3 separate regions of the Homo sapiens genome follow, and regions 1 and 2 are each linked to region 3. Evidence: chromatin loops called from intact Hi-C (ENCODE). Cell type or tissue: Calu3. All regions are shown on one strand.

The links. A loop is a pair of places that touch in the nucleus more often than their neighbours do. Peaks named below come from ENCODE experiments on the same cell type or tissue, not always from the same donor. Only the 100,000 strongest peaks of a DNase experiment are listed, where the experiment ranks them.
Region 1: it touches region 3 in a loop (6-fold over the local background); 4 of 110 quality-filtered maps call a loop at or near these places.
Region 2: a loop joins it to region 3, with 12 times the contacts of the local background. A loop is called at or near these places in 27 of 110 quality-filtered maps.

The regions. Positions count from the first base shown.
Region 1 is chr2:3,688,879-3,696,878 of GRCh38, reverse strand. ALLC (allantoicase) reads right to left here. Exons shown (of 12, transcript NM_018436.4): 8 at 1,007-1,162; 9 at 531-604. It also overlaps the pseudogene GAPDHP48. Among named protein-coding and RNA genes, the nearest start is that of DCDC2C, 11 kb to the left of the region's middle. In Calu3, a CTCF peak has its summit at 4,301 (motif pointing left); no DNase peak of the experiment used is centred here.
Region 2 is chr2:3,723,406-3,731,405 of GRCh38, reverse strand. It overlaps DCDC2C (doublecortin domain containing 2C), which reads right to left. Exons shown (of 11, transcript NM_001287444.2): 3 at 4,327-4,403. Among named protein-coding and RNA genes, the nearest start is that of DCDC2C, 24 kb to the right of the region's middle. RefSeq lists enhancers at 2,819-3,408, 5,399-5,924, 5,925-6,451. In Calu3, a CTCF peak has its summit at 3,095 (motif pointing left); no DNase peak of the experiment used is centred here.
Region 3 is chr2:3,822,999-3,830,998 of GRCh38, reverse strand. The region is part of intron 10 of DCDC2C (doublecortin domain containing 2C); the gene reads right to left. Among named protein-coding and RNA genes, the nearest start is that of DCDC2C, 120 kb to the right of the region's middle. RefSeq lists an enhancer at 4,142-4,311. In Calu3, no CTCF peak of the experiment used is centred here; a DNase peak (open chromatin) is centred at 3,168.

The sequences.
Region 1 (8,000 bases), 130 kb after region 3:
CACTTTTCTGACCAAGTTTTTGGTGGGATTTGCAAATTGAAAGGCATTGTATTTTTTGTTTCACTTCATCTTGGTTTCTCTATCTCAAATTAGTTACTGGCCAAATTAAACAGCTGCATGGACTCTAGAGCGCCCTGTCCATCACAAGTTCACATAAGTGGTGTAATCCTGAGATACACAGATATCAAACATTGCTAAACTAGTGGTTCTTCCCCAGATCTCCCAACACATTTATTCATAACTTTTGTATTATTAAATCGCAGCTCCTTTTGTTTCTTTATTGAAGAAACAGAGGAATGTTCCAAAAATGCATTGGCGTAGCTGGCAATGACCAGTATGTTTGGGCTTCTGAGTCTCTGCCCTGATATTATGAAAACAGTGGGAAATTTGGAAAATATAAATCATAGTAATTAGCATTTAGAACAATGCATATGAGGTTTCTAAAATGTGCAAAAGTTTATTTAAAAGAAAAAGTTCCAAAAAATACTTTTAAGAAAAACTTTAAACCATAGTTATTTTTAACTTCTTACTTCTAATATTGGTGGCCGGTCCAGCCTTCTTGCAGTTTCCCAACCATCCGCCATAGACTTTGCCCCGCCAACTCCTACAGAAAATAACATTGTTGAATGGTAAACTGCATGATTTTAACTATGAGGATGAATACATTGCTGTAATTAAATTACAGATCTTATGCATCTGAGCATTGCTACATAAGTTATTTTCATTAAAGTTAATGTTTCAGTAAATTCACAAACAATCATAGGGTTAGTTAAATTTTACTTTTCCTTTTAAAGCAGCTACTTAGGCCAAAATTAGGTAGAAAAATTGGTAATGTTGACTTATTTCATGTCATAAAGGCATCAAATCCTACACATGGAAGATTAATCTCATCCACTGCTGTGCTTTGAGATGTGCCTTTCCTTTTAAATCACTCTGACCATATTGGGGTATTTAATGCCGGTACCCAGACTTCCTAAATAAGCCAGCTCCAAGAATATCATCTTACCTATTATATTGTTTGGGTGCCCAAACTTAGCATTACTAAATCCTACACAGACACCCCCAAAAGCGATGGCCACTAGGTCTGCAGGTTCTTTGGGGTCAGTTGCAGTCCAGTCTTTTTGTCCAGTACCGAATACTCTAAGTCGTGCAATTCCACCATCTGAAAAGGAAAGGTGCCTTAGTTATTGTTTGTAAAAATGGCTGCTTGTGTATCATACACTACAGGACCCTCCTGTCTTCTCCAGTGTCATCTCTTGGTAGGCTTTGGCCACACCCACCTGCTGTTTCTCAAATACAACAAGCCCACTGCCCCAGGGCCTTTGCACTTGATATTACCCTGTACCAGAACAACTTTCCCAGCTCTCCAAAAGATTACTTATGTTCCTCACCTTAAAGGCATGGCCTCAGAAAAGTCTTCCCTCTCATGCTCTGAAGTTGTCTCCTCCCTCCTCCATTCAGCCACTGCCTGACTCCCCAGGTTACATTTTATCATATCTCTTTGTTATTTACTCCAGAGCTCTAATCACAGCCTGAAATTATCTTTTTAAGTTCCTGCTAAAATCAGTCTCCAATACCCAGAATGCGAAATCCTTGTAGGCCAGACCACTTACCTGTGTTGTTCACTTCTGTACCACTCTTGTATCGTCTCTACCTAGAAGAGGTCTGGGCACATAGTAGGCATTGAAGTTTTTTTCATTAAATGAACAACTCCAAGGTCAAACAGCATTCGGGAAATTCACCATACAGATAATGTTTCGTGCTAGAAATAAGCATCGCTGACTCCCACACAGACTCAGACAAGAGAACCTTATGTTTTTATTTTTACAACACCACCCTGCTTAGCAATGTGATTCAGAATACAAAAGATAATATTCACAAAATCAAATTGCTGCTGAGAACCACAGCAGCCTGAAATTAGGTCTGCAGAGCAGCAAATAGCTACCAAAATCAACTCACAGCATCTGATTCTAGTAGAACGAATGTTTTGTTTCTTCGAATATTAATTGCTAGAAGGTGGAAACCAAGCATTTTTAATATAGAAAATTAATTTAATCAAAATATTGTACTAAAACATGCCCTATATGTTTTTATTTTACAAATTTAGTGAAAATGAGTGATCTGAAAATTTTTTGGTAAAACAATGGAAGTCTTGCTATTTACAACAAATAAAACCAAAAACTTCATTGGCATAAAACCCTAGAAAATATCCTAGAGGGAGTCATTCAGCAGGAGCCGGGTTATGAGAGTAATATCACTGCCATTCTAGTTCATTAAATATTATAATTGGCTTTAATGGCATAGAAGATATTCGTCTGTTGAAAGTGAAGTCGATTTCACATTTTAAAAAATAAGATTCTTCTTTACAGAGTTAATATCCAAACTTGCTTTTAGTCACAGCTGCCAAGGAATCCCAGAAATGACTCTTCATCCTCTGAGTACATCTCATTTAAACCAACCCATTCCCACCCAGTGTGTCCCTGTAACATCAGCCAGGTTTCCCCAGCTTCCTTTCCCTTTACACCTGGATCCCAGGTGGAATCCTCATGGAGCAATTAAAGATGCCAGTAAGAGCTGGGACATGAAATCTGCATGCAGGCATTGCCCATCTCTCCTCTTCAGGCCATCAATGCTGACCAATTAGGAAAGAGCTTTCATGTGCTTAGGGACCCTTCATATTCAACCCAGAAAAGCAGGGCTTCCACTCAGAAACTATTTTAGACCCTCCCTCAACTCGTGAATCCTGTACAAATTGGGTTGGACATATAAAGTTGCTATTTTGGTGGATCAGAAATAGTCAAATAGAAATGTTTATGGCTCTACCAAAATACTTTTGTTGTATGTATCACTATTTTGCAGTTTTTTGTTTTTTTTCTTTTGTTTTCTTTTTGAGACAGAGTCTCACTCTGGTTGCCCAGGCTGGAATGCAGTGGCACGATCTCGGCTCACTGCAACCTCCGCCTCCCGGGTTCAGGCGATTCTGCTGCCTCAGCCTCCCAACTAGCCGGGATTACAGGCACCCGCCACCACACCTGGCTAATTTTTGTATTTTTAGTAGAGACAAGGTTTCCCCATGTTGGCCAGGCTGGTCTTGAACTCCTGACCTCAGGTGATCTGCCCACCTCGGCCTCTTTCCAAAGTTATTTTTCTTATCTGTCTCCCACTGGGTTATTCACTTCATAAGGACAAGGACTCTGTCAAATCTAACAACAAATAGTTATGGAGCTTCTCCTGTGTTCCCCATGCTGTGCTAAGTGTCAGGTGTACAAAAATGACAATCTGGACTCACAGCCCTTTCTTCATGAAGCATACACTCTGTTGGTTCTGCCCTACACATTGTCAGGAAAATGATTTTATGGCCAATGCTCAGTCTGTAGCTCAAAGTAGTTATTCCACAGTGTATGTTAAATTAACAAGTGGGGAAAAGGTCTGACTCTCTTGTAAGCTTTGCTCATTCATTTTCTTGCACTGTTTTTAGAATAGATTATTTCAGTGAGTAATTAATATTAGTAAACGTGTTTAGATCTTTCCATTTTCATGTCTCACTTTAAAGCATCATAACCAGAGAAACATTGCATCTAAAATAAGGTTCCAGAGAACCACTTCTGGCATGACAGCAGGAGAGCTTTGCTGTCCTGTTCCTCAGTGGAGCTGGTAAAATTTAGGGGGGTTGAGGGATGGGAAAACACTTCAGGTCTCTGGAAATGGTCCTAAGGGCATACGGAAAATTCAGCAACATCTATTCAAGAATATCTGCTAAAATTCAGTAAGAACAGTGAGAGTCTGCGGTATTTGAACCAAGACCTCACCTGCACACCCTCTCCCAGATCAGCAAAGTGGAGACTGCAAACAAGTGCAGCCCATGGTTGCAGGGCTGTCTTCCCAGGAGAGGCAGGACATCAGGGCTTCTCATCCTGCCCCTATATGCCTGTTACTGAGGCTAAGCCCTGGGTGAGTGTGGTTGAGAGGCGGGGGCTCCTTTATTTGACCCAGCCCTGACTCATGGGACAGGGTCCTACCTTGAGATATTGGGGCCACAGTGACCCATTCTCATGATCCATAAGGTGGAGGCTTCACACTGAGGGTGAGACATCCCCAGCCCTGCAAACCCTGTAACTCAGCCAGAGGAAACACCAAATCAGAGTTGCTGTTCAGCAACACCATGTTGTAGGAGGTTTGTTCCACAGGTCCCCTAGAGACAAACACCTAGCTAACCTTCCCACACCACTAGAATATGCTCCCTGGGACCTCCCCTATTCTGATGGGCAGTAATTTGATTGCTTACTACAAATGAAGCAATCCTGGACTTAAGGTGCCATCTAGTGCTGAAAAGTAGGCAGCTACCTAGCAGGAAATAAAATCAACAGGAAATTTATAATGATTCTCTAAGCTAAGCTTGTCCAACACATGGGCAGTGGGTCTTATGAAGCCCATGGTGGCTTTGAATGTGGCCCAACACAAATCCATAAACTTTCTTAAAACAGTATGAGATTGTTTTGCAAAATTTTTTTGGCTCATCAGCTATCGTTAGTGTTAGGGCATTTTATGTGTGGCCCAAGACAATTCTTCCTCTTCCAATGTGGCCCAGGGAAGCTAAAATATTGGACACTCCCTACATCTAAGCAAATATATTCAACAAAAACTGAAACAACCCAGAAAGAAAAGACTGGAATAAATAACTAATGCTTCAATGCACAGGCATAGATGTATACCCATAAGAAACAACAGCAAAGAACTATGACATCCCCAAATGGACAAAGCAAGGAACCAGTGACTGATCATAATAAGACAGTGATATATGAACTCTGTGATCAATAATTCAAAATAGCAGTTTTAAGGAAACTCAGTGACCTCAAAGATAACACACAAAAGCAGCTTAGAAGTTTATCAGAGAAATTTAACAAAATTTCAATAATTTTTTAAAATCAAACAGAAAACTTTGAATGGAAAAACGTATTTGCTGAACCAAAAAATTCATTAGAGGCTCTTAAGAATAGAATGAAGCAAGCAGAGGAAAGAATCAGTGAGCTCAAAATGGGCTATTTAAAAATACACAGAGGAGAAAAAAATGAAAAGGAATAAAGATTGCTTACAAGATATAAAATATTACCTCAAAAGATCAAATCTAAGAATTATTGGTGTTGAGGAGGGAGTTGAGCAAGAGCAAGGGGTAGAAAGCTTATTCAAAGAAATAATAGAAAACTTTTCAAAACTTGATAAAGACATAAATATCCTGGTACAGAAAGCTCAAAGAAATGGATTGTATCCAAATAAGACTACTCCAAGGCATATAAAAAATCCTAAAGGTCAAGGACAGGCTGGGTATGATGGCTCATGCCTATAATTCCAGCACTTTGGGAGGTCAAGGTGGGTGGATTGCTTGAGCCCAGGATTTTGAGACCAGCCTGGGCAACATGGTAAAACCCCATTTCTACAAAAAAAAAAACAAATACAAAAATTAGCCAGGCATGGTGGTGTGCACCAGTGGTCCCAGCTACTTGGGATGCTGATGTGGGAGAATCATCTGAGCCAAAGGAGGTTGAAGCTGCAGTGACCTGTGATTGCACCACTGGACTCCAGCCTGGGTGACAAAGTGAGACCCTGTCTCAAGAAAAAAAAAAAAAGTCAAGGATAAAAATATCCTAAAAGCAGCAAGAGAAAAGAAGCAAATAACATAAAGAAGCTTCAATTCATCTGACAACAGACTTCTCAATGATAACCATACAGGCCAAAAAGAAGTGGGATGACATTTTAAAGTGCTGAAAGAAAAAAATACTGCCATCCAAGAATATTGTATCTAGAAAAGCTATCTTTCAAATATGAAAGAGAGAGAAAATCTTTCCTGGATAAACAAGAGCTGAGAGAATTCACCACCACCAGTCTTAAATGAAATGCTAAAGTTCTTCCATTTGAAAAAAAAAAAACACTAATGTGCAAAAAGAAAACATTTGAATTTATAAAACCCACTAGTAAAATTAAGTGCATTAACGAACTCAGAATACTCCAACACTGTAATTATAGTGTGTAATTCACTCATAACTCTAGTATGAAGTCCAAAAGACAAATCTATCAAAAATAATAATCTTTTTGTTGATATCTTTAACAGGTGTTAAAAGATAGGCAATATAAAAACATGCAAATTGAGACAACATGAAGTCAAAATGTGGGAGGAGGGATAAAGTTAAAAATGTAGAGTTTTTTTTTGTTTTTCTTTGTTTATTTCTATTTTTTTCTTTGTGATCTAAGATGAGTTGACATCTCTTTAAAATAACTTGTTATAAGATGTTTTTATAAGCCTCATGGTAACCACAGTGCAAAAACCTATAATAGATTTGCTAAAAATAAAAGTCAATTAAAACATACTATCAGAGAAAATTAGTTAACCACTAAGGCAGAAAGAAAGAAAAGGAAAGGAAAGGGAGGGGAGGGGAGGGGAGGGGAGGGGGGGAGGGGAAGGGGGAGGGGAGGGGAGGGGGGAGGGGAGGGGAGGGGGGAGGGGAGGGGAGGGGAGGGGAGGGGGAGGGGAGGGGAGGGGGGAGGGGAGGGGGGAGGGGAGGGGGGAGGGGAGGGGGAGGGGAGGGGGGAGGGGAGGGGGAGGGGGAGGGGAGGGGGGAGGGAAGGGAAGGGAAGGGGAGGGGATCAGAAAACAAGCAACAAAATGACAGTAAGCTCTTACTGATGACAATACTGAATGTAAATGGACTCAATGTTCCAAATAAAAGGTATACTGTTGCTTAATGGACTAAGAAACAAGGCCCAACTATATGCTGCCTACAAGAAACCCACTTGACCTATAAAGACACAAATAGGCTGACAGTGAAAGGATGGAAAAAGATATCTCATGCAACCAGAGGCCAAAAAAGAGCAGGAGTAGCTACACTTATATCAGATAAAATAGACTACAAATCAAAGACTGTTAAAAAAAAAAAAAGACAAGACACTGTATAATGATAAATGGGTCAATTATGAATATCTATGTGTCCAACACCAGAGCTTTCAAGTCTTATATAAAGCAAACATTAATAGATCTAAAGGGATAAATAGACTGCAATACAATAATAGTAGGGGACTTCAACACCTCACTTTCAGTAATGGACAAATCGTCCAGACAGAAAATCAACAAAGAAATAGTGAAGTTGAACTACACACTAGATCTAATGGCCCTAACTGACATTACAGAACATTTTACCCAACTGCTGCAGAATATGCATTCTTTTCATCAGCACATGGAACATTCTCTAGAATAGGCCATGTCTTGGGCCATAAAGCAAGTCTAAACAAATTCAAAAAAGTAGAAATCATATCAAGTATCTTTTCTGACCATAATGGAATAAAACTAGAAATCAATAATAAGAGACACATTGGAAAATACACAAACACATGTAAATTAAACAACATGCTCCTGAACAACAAATGGGTCAGTAATTAAGAAGGAAATTTTAAAAATGCTTGAAACAAATGAAAATGGAAATACAACATACAAAAATATATGGGATACAACAAAGGCAGTACTAAGAGGGAAGTTTATAGCAATAAATACCTATACCAAAGAAGTAGAAAGACTTCAAATTAATATAACAATGCATCTCAATAAACTAGAAAAGCAAGTATAAACCAATCCCAAAATTACTAGTAGAAGAAAAAAATAAAGATCAGAGGATAAATAAATGGCAACTAAAATAATACAGAGGATCAACAAAACAAAAAACTTGTTTTTTTAAAAAGAAACAAAAGTGATGGACCTTTAGCTAGACTAATTACAAAGAGAAAAGACCCCAAAAAATCAGAAATAGAGAAGGATACATAAAAAATGAGACTGGCTCTCTTCTCTTTTCCATTTGACAGACACCTGCATATTTTTATGCAGTGCCAGCTGGGTTCCTGAGGCAACAAGGTGAAAATGAAGGCCAGAGTAAACAAATTTGGCCACATTAAGCACCTGGTCACCAAGGCTGCTTTTAGCTCTGGCAAAGTGGATATTGTCATCATCAATGATGCCT
Region 2 (8,000 bases), 100 kb after region 3:
TCCAGCCAGTGGATGGGCTCCTGTCACGTGGCCAGTGCTGACCTTCAAATGGCTAAATGTGACAAACTTCGCAAAGGAGACTCAGAAACGTGAGTGCTGCCCCAGCTGCTGGTCCTGAGACTTGTGGACCAAGCATTAGTGGATGGGAAGCCGTCTTAAGTGGGTTCTGGAAGGACCTGCTGCCTGGAGCCAGCCTGGTAGGGTGGTCTGTCCCTCCCACTGCACCCTCGCCTATGGTGACGGATACACTATAAGGTTACAAAGGGGATCAGCAAAGCTAGCCCCCCAAGAACTGGAAGATTCTGTCTCCCACTTAGGACAAGCTGCTGCATCATTAGCTCCAGAAGTGTCAGAACTTTGTAAATGACTCCACAAAATGGACTAGCCTCAGACTGCTGACTGGAAACCAGGGAGGTGTTCGTGCACGAGTCAGTCCTCAGTGCCACCTGTTTGTAGACGACACTCGAGAGGAAATTTGTCAAGAGACAGTCACAGCAAAGGCTCACACCCAAGACATAGCTTGTTGGAGGCCAAAAGAGTGAGGGCCGTGATCAACTCAGTATACCACTGGAGGCTATATGAGTAAGCAGCAAACTTTCTCATAAATGCAGAATGTTGGCAAACTGACAAACTGCACACGCCACCCAGAAGGACTGCTGAGGGCAGTCACGACCCAGGCGCAAGTGTTTCTTGTGATTAGGCATAATTGAAGCCTGTTAGTAATAATATGAACCTGTGATCAATTAAGCAGCTGACCAGTCGTTATCTCCTTCTCCCTGCTCATTCTACCCAATAAATAGGAAGGGCTGTGGAAGCTCGGGGGGCGGGGGCTGCCTTTGCTCACTAGAAGCAGGGGGCTCTCTTCTTCCCCTGGTCCTTTCCTTAAAACAGTTCCTTTTGTTTTTTGTTATTATTTCTACATTCATCCCTTTGTTCTGTCGTAATGATGGTCTCAAGCAGTAACAGTAGTAACTGTAGCAGTGGCAATCCGACACAATAGCTAACACAGCTTACAACCTCCAGAAAAGCACTGACTTGCATCTCCCTTTAAATAATTTCCTCCACTTACTGGATGGTTTAGGGAGCTCCTTAAGGGACTCGGTTTCTTTATTTTTTTTTAAGAGATGGGGTCTCATTATGTTGCCCAGGATTATCTCAAACTCCTGGGCTCCAGTGATCCTTCTGCCTCAGTCTCCCAAAGTGCCATGATTACAGGCTTGAGCGACTGTGCCTGGCCTCTGGCTTCTTTGTATCCATCCCGATGGTCACGCTTTCATCTCCTGATGCATACCACCCTCGTGGGAGGGTTGTGCTCCTCGGCTGTCTCTCAGCTCCTCCTGAATGCACAGCAGCTGGAAGCAACGGCTGGACCCTTCTCCTCAAGTCCCCCTTATGACAGGTGGTGGTTGTTCTACAAGGAATAGATCTGCTTGTCTTCATGAACAAGAGGAGGGACTGAGTTTCACAGAACTCTGGCCTATGACAACTCTGTCCCAACTCCTGCGCTGAGATACAACCAAACTCTAGCATGCGTCCAGCAGCATCAAGCCACAGCCATAGGATGACCCTAGCCCCGCCACTAAACACCCACCTGAGAAAACCCAGGGCTGCCAGGAACATTTACTGTTCATCCAGCCAACACCTGAGATAGGCCCCTGACCTCTCCTTCTTAGAGCATTGACAAATATGCAGCTCTTGCCATGCAGACACGTTTCCCACACCTAAGATCCTTCCCTTGAACTGCAAGCATCAGGCAGGACAGGGCCTGTCTCCCAGTCTCTGGCGGAGGACAGAATCCTAACTTCCAGAACTGCCAGCTTGCAGACCAGCTGCCTGGCCACCTTCACTGACCAACTCTTTGTACTTTTCCACTTCTCTGATTCTCCTGAGGCCCCACTTGCTCCCATCTCATTCCCCCTTTAAAACGCCCAAATCACTTCCACACAAATCAGAGTGGAACTCAGCTCCTTCCCCAACTCTCAGTAGTTACTAAATAAAATCTGTTTTTGCCGCTTTCACTAATGTCCAGCTGTGTCTATCTTCGACGTCAGTCTCGCAATGAGGGCCAGGACCAATGGCCCCTTCTTCTCCAGTTCTGCCTGGCACAAACGTGCCTCCTCCCCACAGAGGAGCCCTGGGGTGGGCTCTTCTCTTCCCACTCTCCCTCTGGTCTCAGGCTCCCTGTAAAGGGCAGGGAGTCCCCAAGTAAAACCACTCCAGGGCCCAGACAACTTTTGCCAGCTCACTTCTAAATAAACGACAAAAGATCTTTTAAACGCTTTTTCTCCCAAGGCTCATTCACTGACTCAGGGTGTTTTCCACGCCAGTATAAGTGGAATGAGTGAGTGAATCCCTTCCTAAGTGACAAGGGACATCAGAGAGAACACTGGGCAAGAGAAGTGACCTCAGGCCACACGGCTCAATCAGTGCCAGAACCAGGGCTTCAATCTGAGCCTCAACCTCCAAATCAGTGACTTCCAACCCATGCACTCACCACCAGCTCAATCCCCCGGTGACCCCATCAGGGGAGCCCCGGGCTCTCTCTCCAGCATCTGGCTGCTGCAGAACACAGCTCAACAAGCCATTCACTCCCTCGCCAACTCTCCTCTTCACCAGAAAGGGTCACACCCCGCCTTTCTCTCCTGAGCATCTAAGCCTCTGAAAGCCGTCATAACTACTGTTTATGTGTTTTTATAGCGACAAGGACTCCGAGGAACACGATCAGGTTTATTTGTGGTAGGAAGGACTCTGCACTCACATGGATATTTGGGTCCATCTAGTGGAAATTCCAACACACCAAGACAAAGGATGGGCAAATGCTGCAAGACTGTGTTGGTTTCTCATTGAAAAAAATAATCATGTCTGTCCAGTGAGTGAGGATCATTGATGGCCTGGGTCACGCACATAAAATGTGGCTTTAAGGATGGCGTTTTTGTCAAGAAGGACCCACAAACCAACGACGTTCCCTGAGGTTGCTGTATGTTCTGCGGGAAAGACATCACTAACAAAATTCAGAAATACTGTGTCTTATTATTTCAAAACAGCTCTTAGGTACATGAAAAGTGGTGTGGAAAGATCTGTGTATTTAGGTGGCCCCCTTGTGGAAGCTTAAAGTATTTTAAAGAAATGGTCACAGATTTTCAGGAAAAGCGCAAGGGGCCAAGTTTGGCGAATTCTCGGCCACATTTCCTTCCTCTTTCTCGTTCCCAGCCTGAGGATCTGTCGGGTGAATCAGGCAGTTTCCAGCCTCATGAGCCTCCAAGCCCTTGCCTCTCGGGACTGCGAGGGGACGTGGTAGAGGTGACTCTGGCTCACACAAGGCTGGGACCCCCACATGAAGAGCTCAGCATTCTCTGGAAACTCGCTAAAATTCCTTCCATTTAGACTAGAACATGGTAAAATGGAAAGATATCCATGTCAGGGCTTTTAATCACTAAAATGCTAGAACATCCCAATAAAAGGACAGGGGGAAGAGCTGCCATTCAGAGAACTGCTACGCTGTGACAAGCCCTGGGGGGCTGGCTGCAAACATTCCTGAAGCTAACCCTCACCACAGTGTGCTGCATATTCTCAGCCCTGTTTTCCACAATGGGAGACATCCTCAGCCTCAGAGCGAAGCAGCAGGCACAGGTCCCAAGCTGATAAGACGAAAAGCCGGGATGTAAACCAACGTTTCGTTCAAGTCAAGTGTGTGTCTTTTCCCAACCCCAAAAACATAATGCAGGTGGATGCACACAGTGCTCACAACTATCCCCAGTGCCTCCCACTGAGCACCTCGGTGCCTGGCACTGCCAGCGGCATCCCAGGGCAGCGGCCAGTGAGGCTCTAATGCACTCCGTTCCTGTAGCAACACCTGACTTGGATGTGCTGTAGCCCATGAGGGCCTTTTGGTAGCAAGAGGTCAAGGGGCGGGGGAAACAGCTTTTAAATTTCCCTTCAACATGCTGCAGCTGCAACTGCTACATTAAAAAAAAAATCAAAACAAAGCTTCAGAGCCTAAAACTAAGCTGTGTGTATGATGCTCTTATCTTCATATCCCCAGGTGAACTGTTCTGCAAACAACGGCATGGTGATTGGATTGCTTTTCTTTTCCAAAATCAGGGTTCAAGAGGAGAAAGAAAAGGTAGCACATGAACAGCTGAATCAGAGAGAAGGTGGTCTAGGAAAAAGAAATCACCTGTCAGGAAGTGAGAGCACAAGAGAGCAGGGGGAGGGGAGGGGAGGAGGGACAGAAAGGGGGCTGAGGGGCATTTGTCAGGATAGAAAGTATTGTTTTTAGGGAGTTATGGCACAGTTTGATTTTTTCACCCATAATATTATACTCACTTTATATGTCGAGATATACGATGATATGTTTGCCACTTGGAAGGCACATTTATATCACAATGCACCACTGGTTTGATCTGAAAAAGGAAAAAACACACCTGGGAATTCAGTTCAAATTAGCCAACACTCATCAAACTCAACAGTGTGCACAGCACTGCCCTAAAACATAAGAAAGGGGGGGAACCCCTTTGTCAATAGAACACCCAGGGGCGGGTCCAGGAAGGATGCAGAGAGAGGCAGACCAGGTGCTGGGGGAGGAGAAGATGCCAGCAAGTGCAGCGCGAGGGGGTCTGGGGCTGAGGGCTCTGCGCTGCACATGGAGGGAAGTGCAGGGTGCGGGGGCTGGGCTGACGGGCAAAGGTGGCACCAAAGGTTGTGTGTCCATGCTAGGGAGGCTCCCCATGGTCCCCAAGAAGCATGCGTCAATGGCCTACTATGCCGAGGAGCTTTGCTGGCCAAGTTATGGGGCCCCAAGAATGGACATGTCACTTCTGATTTCATTACAAGACTCCAACCAGAATGTCCTGGCCAGGAGGCGGGAGCCCCTCCGCCTTCTCTCCTGTTTGCTGTGAATGCAGCCTGAGAGGCCGGGCCAACCACTATGGCCTGGTGACAGCTTCAGTCTCAGGTCCACTGCAGATAAGACACAAAGGGGGAAAAGAACTACTGAGACCTGTCCCAGGTAAGCAAAGCCTGTCATCCTCACGGCCCTACTGTTTAAGAATGTGCAGAAAAGCAAATGGGGGGAGCTCTGATTGGGAAGGGATGTTAACCCCCAACCCTGTGCTGAGTGACAGGGTCCTGGTCCCACCCACAAGGCTGAGGCTCACCGAGGACATCCCAGCACCTCAGGCCTGGCCTTCCTCTGAAGAGCTGCTCCCCTGTCCACGTTCCATCTCTATATCCCCAGCCCACCAGGATAAGAAGCTTGGGGTCCCTTCACACCTCCCACCCCTGGTTTCCCCTGGATTGGGACCCTGTCTGCCACTGCACACACCTCCACTACAGTCCCACTACCTGGTTCACACACCCCCACCCCCCACATCTCTCACTTGGACGATGGTGACATCCACTCAAGGGATCCTCGCCAGGGTCCCGCTCTGTCACCTCCCACGGACACCATCGTCTTCCCGACAACACCACTGGGTGCAGTCTCCCTCCCGGATCCACCCAGCAGCCTCGTCACTCTCTGCTTGTCTCCCTCCAGGATCCACCTGGCAGCCTCATCTCTCTCTGCTCATCTCCCTCTGGGATCCACCGAGCAGCCTTATCACTCTCTACTCATCTCCCTCCGGGATCCACCTGGCCACCCTCATCACTCTCTGGCAGTCTCTCTCCGGGATCCACCTGGCCAGCCTCGTCACTCTTTGCTCATCTCCCTCTGGGATCCACCTGGCAGCCTCCTCACTCTCTGCTCATCTCCCTCCGGGATCCACCTGGCCATCCTCGTCACTCTGGCGGTCTCCCTCCAGGATCCACCTGGCAGCCTCCTCCCTCTCTGCTCGTCTTCCTCTGGGATCCACCGGGCAGCCTCCTCCCTCTCTGCTCGTCTTCCTCTGGGATCCACCGGGCAGCCTCCTCCCTCTCTGCTCGTCTTCCTCTGGGATCCACCGGGCAGCCTCCTCCCTCTCTGCTCGTCTTCCTCTGGGATCCACCTGGCAGCCTCCTCACTCTCTGCCCCTACACCCTCCATGTTATGCTCCTTCAGCCACCCTGGTCCCCAGCCAGTCCATGTGCTTCCCGGGGCCTCTGCTGCACAACGAGGGTCTCTGCTCGAGCCCCCACAGCCTCTCCACCTCCAGGGCACATGTACACTGCCCTTCCAAGGCCCAGCGCTGGGAAGCCACCCCTAAGCTGACATCAGAATCGATCATCGCCCCCGCCGGCACTAAGCCAAATTCATTTGGTGTCCTTCCTACTGCCTACTTCACACCCACCCAGGAAACTCCCAGCATAGACACCATGGTGCGGGCCCTACCTGCACCCCATCCCCCAGAAGGTCGGGGGCCTGAACCTGTCAATAGGGCCTCCTTCCACACCTAACGCTGCTAATCCACACCCTCCCCTCCAAGCTGCAGCCCCCTCTCCCTTCCCAACCCAGACCCAACTTAGCACAGAAGAGGTTCCAGCAGCTCAGCATCTGAGTCCACTGCCAACAAGGAGTTCAGGTGGGGCAAACGTGTCCCTCCCTCACTTCCCAGCTCTGCCCTGGGACTCAGCTCTTGAACCTCACCTCTGCCAGGGGTCTGCTGCCTACCCACTTGCCCACACCAATGTCAGGCCAACAACTGGGGAGCTCTGCTCCCCAAGTCAGACACAGTGGTAGTAACTCTTCATGCCTGGCCCAGCAGGGAGGGTCCTCCTGGGGCCCTGCTTCTCGACACCCAGACCCCAGCCAGGTTTCACAACACACACAAAACCACGAGACAAACCACTTAACCTATTAATGTTACAGGAGCTCGACGACATCACCCCACGTTGAGTAAATGTCATCTACGAAAGTGCCATGGCCAAGGACAGCACCCAAGCCATGCACCCCAGATGCACAGTGAGAGAGAAGGAGCTGCATACCTCATTAACAGAACTGTGTTTTAAAAGAGGAGAGGGGACAGGAGTTACTCTGGGTCTTCTGTCCCTGAAGGAGACCAGGGAGGTGTGTCTCATGGGGGCTTTGGAAGAAGGGTGAGAGGAACCAAGACAGCCACAGTCACTGCAGAGAGGCCACTCTGGCACCTCCCTGGGATCCTACAATGCCTTTCGTCAGAATAGAGAGCTGCACGAGAGGCAGCGAGAACACAGTGAATCTCAGAAGCAGCCTGGCAGACGGGAAGACCCCAGGCTTTGGAATTGGTCAAATCTGAATTCAAATCCCAGCTCTACGTCTTACCGTCCATGTGGTCTGGAGAAGCAGCTACACTTCTCTGAGCAGCAGCTGATTAATTTTTAGAATGGATCTCATCGTGCGTTACAGAGTTCTTATGAGAATAATATTGAGATAACAATGAGAACATTTCATAAAAGGCACAATGCAATACCTATAACACAGTAATAAATATTCAATTCAATAAATGAGAGTGCCACACACACACAAACACACAGAAACACACAGAAACACACAGAGAGACAGAGAAGGGGGAAGGGGGGCTGTTCAGGTACCTCTATCTTGTTATGGCTCAAATAGAATTGCTGATTTTATCCATAGCCAGTGGATCAACCCAGGCTTCCCCATCTCAGAAAATGGTGCCACCCCGGCCCCATTTGTTCAACTACAAAATCTGGGAGGCGTTCTTGAGTCTTCTCATCCTTTATGCCATCTGCGCATCCGTCAGCTCCACTTCAAAGCCACACCACGGACCCTTCACTCCTCACTGCCTCCACCATCTCTCCCCTGCCCCGAGACAATCCTTCCCTCATGGCAAGCAAAGTAGCCTTTGTAAACACAAGTCAGAAGGCAGTGTGATGTCCCTCAGTAAGGCCTGCCCTTACTCTACCTACCCCTCACACTGAGCCTCGGGCCATGCAAGCTGGCACTGGCTGCCTCTCTGCCATGTCTCTGCACCCCTCCCAGCCTCCCTGCTCTCTGGCCATGCTTGCATTCTTGCAGTTCCTGAAACATCAGCCCATTCCTACACAGGACCTGAGCCTGGAACATACTCACGGATCTTTGTCTGGTT
Region 3 (8,000 bases):
AGATCATTTTATCAGGCTGAAATTATCCACCCCAAGAGACTGAAGAAAGGCTGTGTTTAAATCAAATGCCATACAGGAAGTGAGTGAGTTCGGCCAACAAAGAAAGAAATAGAAATTTGAGATTCTCAGAAAAGAGTTACATTTAGTAGTAAGCAAAGTATCTGAGGCAAAGAAAAATGTAGTGAACACTCTTCTAGAATTGTTTGGATCTTGTTCTGTCTGAAGGCGAAGAGTCTGTATTCAGAGTTCAAACAACCACCCACCGTGAGTCAAGGTCAATCCCACCACAGAGCCCAAATGGACCACTAAGCCTCTGGTCCCATGGCTCCCCTTTAACCTGCCCAGCCACATGGAGTGGGGTCGCGACTACGGGGTGCAGCTTCCTGCTCATGCCCATCAGGCTCAAGAAGACAAGAGGAAGGGCTGAACCTGTGTGGAGTTCACAAATTTCCCAAGAGCTGGAACCAAGAAGGAGCATCTAATTCCTTGGCCTCATCTTACCAATGAGGACATGGGGCCCCTGCAATGGGCCTGAGTGGATACAGCCCCTCGACAGCAGGTCCAGGGCTACTGGCAGGTCTTGTGGATGCAGGCCCAGTGCTTGCTCTCCTCTGCACCACACTGCAGTACTAGGCATCATTTTACACCTAAGCAAAAGATCACAGAACATCACTAATGGATGAACAAAAAAAAAAACCTCCAATAAAAGCACTCGTTATTTCCAGGATCACAAGAAATACCAAGTGGCTAGGTTGTCACCTACCAAATATTTGGGAAACTGCAGAGATGCATTTAGGTAAGCTGATTGATATGTAAGCACAAACATCAGGGCCTGAACCACCAAGCAAACATTAACCATTGGGTTTTCTGTCAGCTCTCCTTATCCTTGGGTAAAATAAGATGCATATTCAGTGAAATAATTTTCTGCACGGCCAACATCCTTATCTACAGCCCAGGGCTGCCCTCCCAGCCTATATGGCACTAACATTCAGATGCCCTGACGGCTTCTTCACAGAGGGCAGCCACTTCCATTCCACAACAGAAGCTAAGACTTAGAGCGGCAAGCTTCAGAAGCTGACACTGACTTAATTTCACATTATGTGTCAATAACTGATAACAGCCATCAAAAGCAGAGGTTTTATCCACCAGCCACCTAATAGGAAGAGGAAAAGCAGGGACGAAAGGATTCTGTGAGTGGTGAGAGAGAACCGAAGGCCCCGAAACCCAGAGATTTTCTACTCTGCTTGGGGTGGTCTTAACGAAAATCATAAAAACAGCAGGGAAAATGAGCAGAAGCCTGGTTCAGGGGAGTAAATCTCTGTAGCTTTACCCAAAGATATTAAGAAAGAATTAAAAAATAAACCATTGTGATTAATTTTGCTTGGAGCAGGCTGTTATCACAAGTCAAAAGAGGCTGTCCAAATAGACAGGAAAAGATTATAGGAACCGCGCAGCACGACCAGGATGTGCTTTTGAACTGGGAACATGTGATCAAAAAGGCAGGTCGGGCAGGCAACTGTGTGCTCCACTCTCCACGAGGGCCTGCCCTGCCTGCTAAACTCTGTCACCAAGTGCCAGTAGCTTTTTGAATGACAATCAATAACAGTTCCTCACAGAGCCAAGCTAATTTATGATCATAAAATGTTAAAAATTCATTTTTAACCATTCCTTAGTTGCCAGATTGACTAAAATCAATGCAAAAAAAAAAAAAAAAGAAAAAGACATCTAATGAAGCCTTACGGAATGAGAATCCAGCCTGAAAATGCTATGCATCCGGATTCTCAGGCTCACAGCACACAAAGAAACTGAGAAGAAGCGGTGAAGCGGTTGCGTTGCACACACACTGCAAAAGAAGGAGGTTTCTAAAGCCAGCATCACAGGCCCTGTGCAGCGTGACCGTGCGTTCCTGTGCCGGGGCCACTGGAAGTGTGAACACTTCGAAGCAAAGTAAAGCAGACTGAAAAATGATAGTGAAAATAATTGGTATTTTTTGGTTTCTTGTGTCCCCTCTTTTTGAATACCCCTCCGCTTCCTAATTCTCAAAAACAAACAAAAATAACTTCAACAAAATAGCCAAAAATGATTTCCAGTGAGTAAAAGAAAAACTTACTACTGCCTTGAATTAAACTTCAAGGACTTAACATTGCCTTATTCTCCCAGAAAAATGAAACTTGCAAACTCACAAAATATCAGAAGGCACTGCAATGTTTCGGAAACAAGGTGTTGCAAGTGGCAAGAATTCCAGGACTTTGAAGCACCTGATTCTACAGAATTTGGTAGGATTGATGGCCACTAACAGCCATAAGCATTCAGCAGGAAAGGCAACATGTTTTAAGTGAAGTGTGAAATGGGCTCATTCCCTCCTCCCAAATAAATCTGCCTGCTGGGCCTCAATTTCTGGTGGCCTCAAACTGGCTGATGAACTTCAACAGCCCTGTGTAATGCAGCATAGTGAGAAACGGCTCAGAGACTTTGAAGGCTGTAATTGGACTATGATGCTGTTGGGTAGAGCCCAAAGGGTTGCTGGGCACTTGGAAACAAACTAGTGAGCTTATAAAATAACTCACTGTCACCTCCCCAGGCTGCCCAGAGCTGACATGATGAGGCAAGCCCACAGAGAGAGGGCAGCCCCGGGTGAGCGGCACCCGCCCTGCACCCAGCACACCACTTTCCTGGCCATGGAGTGTAGGTAGGAAGAGGAGGCAATCTGCTTCAATTTCTGCTGTTTCTATTGTCACCTTTGTCACCAAGCACAAGACAGGTAATCACTGTATTGAGAATAACCATCTGGCAAGGTTGTTACCGTGAAAATAAAAATCAAAAGGAAATGTCTACAAAGGCAGTTTATAATCCACACATATTTTTAAATTATTATGGCAGATGGTTCCATGTATGTTTTATAAACTGAAGGCTCAATAAAAGTCTGCAGACTTTCATGTGATTTTTGAAAGTACTCAGAATTTTGACTTGAAAGGGCAGAGGAAGGGCTGAAAGGAGAAAAGAGGTACAGTTTGCCCACTGATATTTTTTTCTGGGGCAAATTGTCACCTGAAGAGCATCCTTCAGTTAAAAATCAAGTAACAAAAAGAGAAGAGACCCACATTCTAAAACTGGATGGACACCCATCAGACTTATTGGTTATGCCCAATGGGTTCTTTTCTGGTCACTAGGTGGCGATCTGGGGCCCAAATGCACTTCTGCTCCAATGTGGTGAAAATAGCATCTTTATATTTTAATATCTAGGGGAACCACTTTTCTTGAAAGCAGAAAAAGCTTCTCTGATAATCTAGTTGGCATTTATCACACTGAATGATGTCTTTTCTCTTAAGTTACCAGCAAGAGGAGAAAATCAGAAGGTAAACATTCCCCAGGATTCAATGGAAAGTATATTTCCCCAACATTCAAAACAAATTGTTGAAAGATGTTGACTGAAGTAATATCAACAATTAAAATGAAATTTTGAAGCTGAAACCCCAATTAGCATAATGTATGATGGGTCCCAAGTAAGCCAGGGTTACTCCACCTTTTTCTCCCAGTCCACAGAAGAGAACAGCATGAAGATCACCACCCAGAGAGCTCTCACTCCAGCTTGGGACCTGAGAACCACCTGACCCTCTTGTGTTCCTGTCTCCCCGGTCCCAGGCTGCTGCTTCCAACACACCAAGTGGACCCCCACCCCCATCCCTGCCCCTGCTGCCTCCCCTTCCACGTGGCTTTGCCTTTTGGTGTCCAACAAGGCCCAGATGTCCTCCACTCCATATGTAGCCTTCAGGCAGCTCTGAGAGGATCTCTTCCCCTTCCAGCCTCCCCTCAGGGTTAATTTAATCTGATTTTAATCAAGTCTGAATTCTAAGAGATGTCAACCACTGTGATGGGTGATGGGCTGGGGTGTGGCTTGTCTGCCTCCCCGTGAGCTAGCAGAGCTCCTCTCAACCTCTCCTTTGGTCAAGACTCCTTCTATATTTGTCTTCAAGAGGAAGAACATTCAGGTCCTCACACATAGGTCCACTTAATAAACAATTGGAGGGAGGAAGGGAAGAAGAGAGGGAGGGAGGCAGGGAAGGGAGGGAGGCAGGGGAGGGAGGGATGGAGGGACGGAGAGAGGGAAGGAGGGAGGAAGGCCACAGAGATGCAATGCACATGGCATTAGGTAATCCTTACTATCAGGTAATCTCATAGGACATATTATCTCATAGGATCTTAATTACCATACTTTTTAATGGGGGCTGCAGGTGCTTTATTTGGGGGACTAAATCACATCCAAGGAGATAAAGATCTTAGACACCACGCAAAGCTGTGGAAGGAGCTGTTGGGATTTCCATTCCTACCCACAGAGAGGGGACCTTCGAACCTCAGAAGATGCAGCCTGTCAGCGAGTGCCAGCTAGCACGCTTCAAGATCAGCAATGTGGGAAATGACCTGTGACCTCGTGGGGCAGGGTACCCCCTTCTCTATGCCTCAGTTTCCTCATTTATAAAATATCTGACATACATAATTTAAAAAAAAAAGCTAATACCTACAAAAGATTTTTACAATTTGCAAAGCACTTTCCCAAGCATTATATCAATTAATACTGTGATATATCATTTTTCTTCTCTTTATGGCTAATATGTTACACCAGAAAGTCATATACATGAAAACTCTTTATAAACTGATTTTAAAACTATAATTGGAAAAAGAATTATGGTAACAAATAAAGAGCCATGAAAAACTTTAAAAATTTGTATCTGGTGATATTATTATGGGGTTTTTAATGGGGAGCAAGGAGGAGGTGGTGGATGGAAAGGAAGATCTTTTCCCTACTGAGTGTTCTCTGCATATTTTAAACTATATTTAGCCTACATTATGCCAGCTGTTTACAAGAGGATCTTACAAGTATTTTCATCCATGGCTGGGTTATTACAGAATATATAAATTTCTATTTCTTTGACATATCTTTTTTCTTTGTGGTGTGTCTTAAGGGCAACTTTTTCTTAAAAGACCCTCGTGAATTGTTTTCCTGAAACAGAAACCATCAGTGTTAGCAGCTGAAACTCTTTTCTCTGAACAATAAACAAGAGTCCTCAGGACACGAAGGCTCAGCTACTGCTGGATCCTGAGGCATGAGATTTATAGCAAAGGTTAGTCCACTGAAGATGTGAATGCACTCAACGATGATTTGCCAAGACACGAGAGCCGGGCTAACCCTAGCAGGCCACCCACCTCTCCTGGCTACAGCAGTGATCAGCTTCATTCTGCCCTGGAAGTCCAGACCCAGATATATGAAGCCCCCAGGATCCCCACTGTCTAAATAAGCTCTGCTAGTCAACCTTCAGCCTCCATCCCAGGTTGTTGAACTCAAATCAGGGCAGTGCCATGACCACACTGGAGACCAGGAGCTACAGACCCGTTTCATACTAATCCCCATGGGTCACTGCAAGCTCTCCACTGCCATCCTGTCTCCCTAAACATTTTCCATATCAAAAATGACCCAGCTTTAACTTGGAAAGAAAACTACTGTAATGACAAGCTCCTGCCTTACCAATAAGAAAAAGCCAGACAATCTACAAAATTATAACCCTCTTGAACCCATCAGAGAGTTCAGGTCACAAGGCAACCAATTAGCCTGAAATCTAAAGAAAGATAAATTCCTCCTAGAAGGCACAGGATTCGAGCCTGGCTTCCCTAGGGCAGGGCCTAAGAGAAAGACAAGACTGTGCCAAAGAAAGGCCTAAGAAGATTTCTGCTAAGAGTTTTGGTGCATATAGGTGACTGCAGAAGCTGCAGGTACAGGAGAGCTTGTACTGACTCCCAGGGTATTTTCTGCAGACTTCACCGATTGCTCACAAAAGAGATGAGGGGCTAGGGCAGCAGGTAAGGGAAAGTGTCCCCCATGATGCAAGGCTGGAAAGGAGCCCACTGCCGCAGGAAACCTCAGGGCCCTCCCTAAACCCTCCCACTAGGGGACAAGGCTTTAGCTTCTGAGAGGAAGACAGCAAAACCGGTCACTGCCAGGGAACTGATGAAGACCCACTGTGGCTGGAGAAGGGAACAGAATAAAACCCTCCACTTCTGGGAAAGGGGCAAGAAATCATTCTGGGTCCAGATTTTGATAGGTCCTCTACTGCCAGAGAAGAGGCAGGACCACTGAGAAATCCCCACTTCCAAGACCCAGATACAGAAATCCTGCCTAAACATGAGGCTGAAACAGAAAAAAAGAGAAACCTCAGCAGGCAACAGGCATCCAGTGACAAGTATCAGAAGTCTACAGCTAGGGAAGGGGCAAGAGCACGGAGCAAGACTGCTCTGGGGTCGGGGGGAAGAGAAACCTAGAGCTGAAGGTGGGACAGGAGCAGTGAGAAAACCTGTTGAAGGAAACCAGCCCCAACCCTAAGCAGAAAGTAATGAATTTGAAGCCAGTGGTGCACTGAAGGTAGCCATAACAACAAACCTCAACTAAACTCCTCTCTAGGCTGATTCAAGCCCCCGCAAAAAGGCCTAGCAGAAAAGGAGGTATGCACATTGCATGGCATACAGACTGTTTACCTCAGTCTCTACAGCCTGTGTATCAAATCCAGCCCACCATCTGTTTTCATACGTAATGGTTTATTGGGACACAGTCAAGCCTTTTCATTCAAGATTTGTCTATGTCTGCAATAAAACAGAGTTGAGTAGTTGCAATAGAGTTGGTATAGCCTGTGAAGTCTAAAATACTCCCTCTCTGGCACTTTGCAGAGAAGTTTGCCAATCCCTGCTACATATGATATCAAGCTTTTAACCAAAAGTTTTCAAACACATGAAAAAGAGAAAAAATAACTCACCACCAAATCATACAACAATCAATGGGACCAGATACAGATATGATCCACATCCTGGAACTATCAAATAGGGAATTCTAAATAACTCTAATAAATACATTTGCAACTTCAGACCGGGAGTGAGCAAGCTACAGTCCATGGACTGAATCCAGGCTTCTGTCTGATTCTGTAAATATTTCACTGGAACATGCCATGCCCATGTGTTTACTTATTGTCTATGACTGTTTCCTCACTACAGCAGCACAGCTGATGAGTTGCAACAAAGACCACATGGCACACAGCCTAAAATACTCACCATCTCCCTTCCTGGAAAGCTTTGCCAAATCCTGCTCTAGTGGAAAAGGTGAACACCATGCAGTAACTGCAGACACATAATATAAAGAGAAACAAAGATGAAAATTACAGTTGAATTTGATGAAAATTCAAAAAAATTCAAAAAGATGAAAATTCTCACTTGAAACAATGGAAATCAGAAGTCAATGGGAATAACATTGATAAAGATATAAAAGAAAAAAAACTATCAACACAGAATTCTATATCCATGAAAATATCCTTTATAAATGAAGAAGCCTAACATGAGTCCCAAAATACATGGAGCAAAAACTGACTGAGTTGAGAAAAGAAATAGATAATTCAACATTAACAGTTGGAGAATTCAATACTTTACTTTTAACAACTGGGTAGAAGATAAAGAAATTAAAAACATGAACAACATAAACCAACAAGACATAAGACACTCTACTCTACCCAACAACAGCAGAATGTGTATTCTTCTCAAGTGCATAGAGAACATTACTCAGGATAAACCAAATATTAGGCCATAAAACAAGTCTCAATAAAGGTAAAAGGCTTGAAATTACATGTTCTCTGAACACAACGGAATGACGTTAGAAATCAATAATAGAAGGAAATTGGAAAACTTACAAATATGTGAAAATCTAAAAACATGCTCTTAAATGAAAAAAAAATAGATCAGAGAGGAAACCACAGAAAAATTAGAAAATACTTTGAGATGAATGAAAACTAAAACACAATAAAATTTACAGGATACAACTAGAGCAGTGCTTAGAGGGAAATTGTATTAGTCTGTTTTCATGCTGCTGATAAAGACATACCCAAGACTGGGAGATTTACAAAAGAAAGAAGTTTAATAGACTTACAGTTCCATGTGCCTGGGTAAGCCTCACAATCATGGTGGAAGGC